Linked DNA regions of Mus musculus: region 2 is linked to region 1. The links are chromatin contacts, found by POLR2A ChIA-PET in ENCODE. All regions are on one chromosome and are shown on one strand. The core of a region is the stretch at or near the end of the contact, and the rest is flanking DNA. Distances in the headings are between cores, read along the strand shown.

Evidence for each region. ChIA-PET counts read pairs that join two places held with the same protein, here RNA polymerase II (POLR2A).
Region 2: POLR2A ChIA-PET joins it to region 1 with 12 read pairs in embryonic stem cell. The contact joins the enhancer-like site here to the promoter of Qk in region 1. POLR2A ChIA-PET finds 5 or more read pairs at or near these places in 5 of 5 experiments (Patski and embryonic stem cell).

What each region holds. Positions count from the first base shown.
Region 1 is chr17:10,317,411-10,320,639 of GRCm38, forward strand. It overlaps Qk (quaking), which reads right to left and starts at 1,951. Exons shown (of 8, transcript NM_001159517.1): 1 at 1,322-1,951. The coding sequence starts at 1,463. It overlaps Gm46608, which reads right to left. Exons shown (of 1, transcript XM_017317774.2): 1 at 2,241-3,229. The coding sequence starts at 2,935. The coding sequence ends at 2,309. Cahm (colon adenocarcinoma hypermethylated RNA) reads left to right here and starts at 2,509. Exons shown (of 1, transcript NR_037588.1): 1 at 2,509-3,229.
Region 2 is chr17:10,440,068-10,443,333 of GRCm38, forward strand. The region is part of intron 4 of Pacrg (PARK2 co-regulated); the gene reads right to left. Among named protein-coding and RNA genes, the nearest start is that of A230009B12Rik, 15 kb to the right of the region's middle. Within about 2 kb of position 1,409, at least 1 of the 3 ENCODE cell types and tissues checked has a DNase peak (open chromatin) inside an H3K27ac peak, as active enhancers do.

The DNA of each region.
Region 1 (3,229 bases), core at 701-3,200:
AGCTTTCTTTTTTTTTTTTTGGACATTCCAGAAAGTTTTCTGCCTCCACAATTTTTCAAATGCCAACACAAATAGGAAAGGCAAAAACCCTTAAAGGGGCAGTTCAAGTTTTTTCTCCAGGGCAATTTAACACTAACAAATATACCAACCCAACAATAAAAAATGCCTCTTTCGATGTGTTGCTGTTGCATGTTCATGTGTAATAGCTGAATGTTTTCTGTTTTAAATACTGCCCAAAGCTCCCCATCCAACGGAAGCTCTGAGGATGACTCTTTAATCATCTTTTAGCTCGGGAGTCTTTTGTTCTTCCCTGACATGCCAGCAGATATCCCCAGCTATCTCTAAAATTTTTCGACATTCTTCTCAAGATCCTAAAATCCATGTTCATCTGTACAACATAGTTTTCCGCTTCCTTTAAACAGTCCACTCAGAGACTTTAAAAGAGAAGACAGAAACTACTCGCTACTCGATTTAAAACAGACTTGTTGGTCCTATCCCACCCCCCAACCCCGCCCCGGGCGTCCACAGAAACCTACAGCTACTGGGAACTAACACTCCAGGTCGCTGCTATGAGTAGTTCCTAAAGGAATTCCAGAGCTGACCAGCATTAATCTCCAGTCAGTCTTCGCTCCCCACAGCGCTCCTAACTCGGCTTGTGCAAACTTCTGCTCTATTTTATCCCCGTCCTTTCAAACTTCCAGCTCCCCGCCCTGCAAACGCAGGCGGCTACGCCGGGAGCGAACCCTCCGCCCCAGTTCTTCCAAACTCGGATTCCGTTCAGGTCTGTCCTCGCGGTATTTCGTACTCCTCCCCCACCACCACCACCACAGACTAAAGAAAAAAAAAAAAGTGAAGTTAAACTCCCAAACAGTTCTCGCTTCCCCAAACAAAAGGACAAAAAGTGTTCTACTCTGTCATTTCGTCCTCGCCTTCGGCCACATAAGCACTACTTTTCTTCGGTACCCTACGTGATTCCTGGACATCTCGGGGTCCGATCGGGTACTGCGGGCCACGCAACTCTACCGAAAAGAGCCCGCTAAGCCGGGGCTCCGCGGGCCAGGCGAGGCGGAGCTCGGGGAATCGCGTGGCCCCGCCGGGCCGGCCGAGATGGCCGGGATGGCGGGGAGCCTAGCCGCCGCGCCGTCGGGAGCCGGCCGCAGCCCCGCAGCCCCGCGCGCTCCCGGGTCCGCCCTCGGGCCTGGCCCGGCCCCGGCCGGGCCGCGAGCCGCCCGCGCCGCCTTTGTGCGCCCGCCCGCCCGCCCGCCTGACCTTCCCGCCGCCCCGCCATCCCGGGCCGCCGCGCCGGGGCCGGGCGCCTCACCTTCGTCCAGCAGCCGCTCGAGGTGGTTGAAGATCCCGCAGAAGTTGGGCAGGCTGCTCATGAGCTTCTTGTCGTTCATCAGCTGCATCAAATAATCTGGGGTGGGCTTCGGCTTCTCCTTCGTTTCCATTTCCCCGACCATATTCCAGGCTCCGCAGCTCACTCCGCCCGCCGCCGCCGCCGCCGGAGGAGAGGAGGGAGGGGCGGGGGCGAGCTCCGGCCGCCGGCCGCTCGGGACGCGGCGTCCCGCTCCGCGCCGGCTCCCGCTCCGGCTCCCGCGCCGAGCCCCGGGGCGGCCGGCTCCGCGCGCCCGCCCGCCCCCCGCAGGCACTTTCGCCCGGCCCGACGCGCCGCGGCCGCCGCTCCTCGGCCGCCCGGCGCGGCTCCCCTCGCGAGGCCGGCGGCAGAGGCGGGTCTCGGGCCGAGCGCGGCGCGGGGCCGCTGCGCCGCGAGGAGCCGGGGGGCCGCTCGTCGGCCGGTCGCGCCGCCTGCGCCGGAGCTCGCGAGTCTGCGGTGCTGTCCGCCGCGGCGCTCCGCGTTACCGCCGCCGCCGCCGCCGCCGCGCTCCGACTGCGCTCCTCCTCTTCCTCCGCGGCTCTCCTCCTCCTCACTCACTTGGCGGCGGAGTTCGCCTCAGTTCAGGCGGCGCCGCCGCCCCTGGCCGCTCGGGCGGGACGGCCGGCGCAGGGCCGGGCCGCGGCGGGGAGGACGCGCGCCGGTGGCCGCCCGCGCGGGGCCGGGGTCGCGGCTGAGGGGGACGCGGGCGGCGGCGCTGGCTCGTCGGCGCGCTGTTGCTGAGGCGGCGGGCGCGGTCGGGTGCGGCGGCTGAGAGGAATCCCGGCGGGACTCTCCGCGACGCGCTGCGCTCGCCGCCGCCCGGGCCTCGCGTCCGCGCGCGTTACTATAGTTTGGGTTTTTTTTTTTTTTCTTAAACCTCTTCGTCCACCTTCCTCGCTACCCCCTCAAAAAAAAAAAAATTTTTTTTTTTTAAACGTCCTGTTGCTTCACTGGGGACTCTCGGGTGGGCGTCACGTGTCCAGACACGTAGCCGAGAGGCTGAGAGCGCGTGCGCGCGTCGAGGACTGTGACCACGCCCCTTCCGAGGGTCGCTCCGCCCCACCTGGCGGAGAGCGCGCCGTGGGGGCGGGGGGTGGGGGGGAAGCGGGCCTGGAGCGCGCCTGCGTGGGGGTGGAGCGGGACGAAGATGGCCTGCGGACGGAGGAGCGGGACCGAACCGTTCTGGCGCGGCGCCCACCTCGCGGGGCGGGAAACCCGGCCGTCGGATCGCTTGGGGTGCGAGGTGGCGGCGGACTGAGTTGGCGTGGGCGCCCACACCGCAAGTGTCTCCGGCGGTAGGGACTCCAGTGAGGTTTCCCCTGGAGCCAGCGCCACGCGTGACGGGCCTCGCGTTGCCGTGGGCTGCGAGGCGGCCCCGGACCGTGGGCGGAGACGGCACACGCGTGCGCACCCACGGGCGTGCGGGCGGGCTCTGTTCCATGCGGCGTGACGCGCGGTTCCGTTAATCCTCACCGCAGGTTCCAGTCCCTGGTGGCGGAGGCGCTGGCTCCTCAGCGGTGCGGCCCCCGCACAAGGGAGCCTGTGTGAGGAGTACATATTCGGGGAAAAAACGAAGTGGCCAACGCCTATTTTTACCTACTTGACAAAAATAAATAAATAAATGACAGGCAGAGGGCCAGGACAGGGGCTTTCTATGGCGTGTAGAGGAAGTTCTGCCGGTTACATTTGTTTCGGAAACAATGTTCCGAATTGCAGCAATGAAGTCCTGCGATTTATAGAAGCTGTCGGTCATTAAATCTGCATCATCCCTGTTTTGTTGCAAGTTCTCTATAACATGCTCCATTAAAATGTAGACAAGATTGTCAAATTAACCATTTTGAGAGTTGGCCC
Region 2 (3,266 bases), core at 159-2,658, 120 kb after region 1:
TGTTACAGTCATCAGCTTCTGGCTCCCTTTCCTCAAAGTCTTGGCTACAAGTAACATGTCTGGGGGGTGGGGGTGGAGGGAGGTGGTCATGTGGGGTGCAGCGGCAAACTCTCCAACTTAGAAGTTGTTAAAACCTCAGGCCTTGAGGCAAGAATACATATTTGCTTTTCACATTATCAGACAAATTCACATTTTAGGCAAACTAGGTCTGTTTTCCCTGAGAAACATCCCTGCAGACTTCTGTCTGCAGGTCTGGATGGAACCAGTGCAAGGGAGGGCATAACGGCATGCCCATGGCACATCTGAGAGACAGGCCAAGCCATAAATGGCTTTCATAGACATGTGCTAATTTGTGATTTGTTGATAGACATGAAAAAAAGAGAGGTGGTGTCTTCTCTAAGAGGATCAGAGAGATCCCGTTTGATCAGGGGCTGTGAGCTGTTGGATAATTACAGATCTACCTTGAAGCTACATGAAGGAGATTCCCCCTGGACTGCGAGTTCAAGTGCACATTTCTACATAGGTTCTCTTCCCAGGATGCTGAGGGGCAGGCGGGAGCTAAGAAATCACTCCCTCTTAAGTTAATTTCACTTGAAAGGTTTTTGATTTTTTAAAGCACTTTACAGCATAAATGATATTCCAGGGTTGAAGGAGTTCCTTTTGCCTTCTCCCAAATTCGGAACGATATGGCGGGGCTGTGGATTTAAATAATGCTACATTTTGAGTAAGGACAAACAGCTCAATACCACGGGCTGGGGGCATTTTCCCAGAGTTTAGTTTAGTTCAGAGTACATTTCTATTGGTAATTTTTCCCCTCACATCCAATGATAATACCAATAAACAACCGTGAAGCTGGAAGCACTGGTCCCAGGCAAAAAGGTTCATAAATTTATCCCGCCCATAGCTTAGAAGAGCCCCTGGCACAGCAGAGCCCAAAGTCACATGCCTAATGGTCTGGAGGGCTTATGAATTGATGGGCTGAGAGCTTTCTGTGGACTAGGTTGCTGTTAGAGATCCAAGGAACCCTCTGAGTCAGCTAATGCCTAGAGAGGGGACAGTTTTCTGGGTCTTTCTGGGTCCAAGAGCAAGGAGGCAGAAGTGAGGGTGACAGGTGATAGCTTAGGACCCCACGGATGGGGGCAGCCAAGACAGAGAAGGAAAGGCCTCTACTGAAAATGGCCATACAACCCCTTTTCAAAGTTTTCTTTCCTTGGGATGGCAAGGTATCTGTGCTGATACAGTGCCACTAGCTACAACCGATTTTAATGTCCTGTTCAGACAGGTGATTAAAGAAGGGATCTGTACATAATGTCACCCTCCCCTTTAGGGTCCTGAGATCTTGGAGAAGTACAGTTAAGCAGCATGCCCAGGTTCCTAGGGCCACACATGCCAAGGAACAGTGACCCCCAAGTAGCAGTCTGTGTGAGCCTTGGGAGTGGGCGGGGGAAGCGTGGAGACAGGAAGTCTTCTCCCAGCAGCCAGCATTGAAGAAGGGTGGGGCATTGTCTTAGTTTTCTGCATCCCTGGCCCGCGGTGTTCTTTTCCTGTCTCTATCCAGGGATGGCCACGGGGTCCCACTCTGGGCCCCAGGCTGCATTTGCATAACACATTTACATCTGAAGGGAGGGCACAGATTGGCAGCTCCCCAAGCTTCAGCTAGGCACAGATTTCTACAATGGCAATTAGGAATCGAGATAGAATGACTGTGGCCGAGGGAGTACAATTGCCAGGGCTATGGGAAGAAGGGGCAGGAAAACCTCGGCGCTTTAGAGCATTGAGCTGTGAGTAATGGCAGGGTTAGAGACCAACCGGCCCTTGTTCTTTGTGAGGCTTAGAAGGGACCAAGGACGATCCCCGCCCATGTGCTTGGTGCCGGAAGGAAGGGGGAAGAGAGAGGTGGGGCGGGGGCCTGCAAGGGACCCGATGATGGGAAAGGGGCTCTGGGGACAGCCTGGATGGCAGTGAGCAGAGGCCCGCAGTGCCTGAGCAGTGGGTGACACCATAGAGGGCCCCCAAAGATGGAAAGCAGACCTGTCTAACATGGACGCGACAGGATACCTGGGCTGGAGGAGCTGAAGGGCTTTCTGGCCCTGTGAGGAGAGGAGAATCCTCTTTACGAGGGCGCGAGTGTTTTGACCTTTGGGACTCATGAGGCCTTCCAGAGGGCCACAGCATGGAAACCTTCCTTCCTCTCCAGCTTCCCTCCTCATCCCTCAGCCTCAGAGGAGTGCTGTGGGAGAATTCCCCCCACCTTCTAGAAGGGGAAGGGACACATGCTGGGGAGGAGGGACATAGAAAAGGGAACAAGTAAAAGATGAGAAGCAGTGCTCAGAACCCAATGCCAGAGTAGAAGGTTCTAGAAGCTAGTCTCCTCCCAGGCCCAAAGTGAGGCATGGGTGGAGTGACTGGAGTAACAGCAGGCTGGGTCAGTTGAGTCAGTACATGGGGATGCGAGAGGACCTTAGGACATCTGGAAGATGGGAGCTGTAACAGAGACACTCATAGGCTAGGTGCAAGTGTCGGGGCTGAGCATGCCAGCGGGGGAGCTGGGTTTGGAGGACCCATGGGTGGTACATCTAACTGATCTTAACAACCAAGAAACATCTGCATAAGCAAAGCGGGTGGGGATAGTTGGCCAGTGGCCTCCAGGAGCACAGAACTCCTGGGAGAGTTGCTAAGAAGCCATGTTCTGGTTTCACCACAGAACACGAGGTCCTGCTGCTCTCCAGATGGGCTGTGTCCAAGCTGTCTGTCTGCATGGCTTTGGAAAGCACAAGGGGCTGGGATTAGAACTCCTGAGTTCTGGGCCACTGCCTCTTGTCTTAGTTGATGGAATGACTGTTTATAAATTCCTAGTTTTCTCATATTCAGACTCCTCAAGTTGAAGAAACAGCTCAAGGTCCTTAAAGATATTGTAATGCTAGTACTACCGGAGGATCCCACAATACCTCTCCTGGGCATACATCCAGATGTCCCAACCGGTAAGAAGGACACATGCTCCACTATGTTCATAGCAGCCTTATTTATAATAGCCAGAAGCTGGAAAGAACCCAGATGCCCCTCAACAGAGGAATGGATACAGAAAATGTGGTACATTTACACAATGGAGTACTACTCAGCTATTAAAAAGAATGAATTTATGAAATTCCTAGGCAAATGGTTGGACCTGGAGGGCATCATCCTGAGAGAGGTAACACAATCACAAAAGAACTCAAATGATATGTACTCATTGATAAGTGGATATTAGCCCAGAAACTTAGTATATC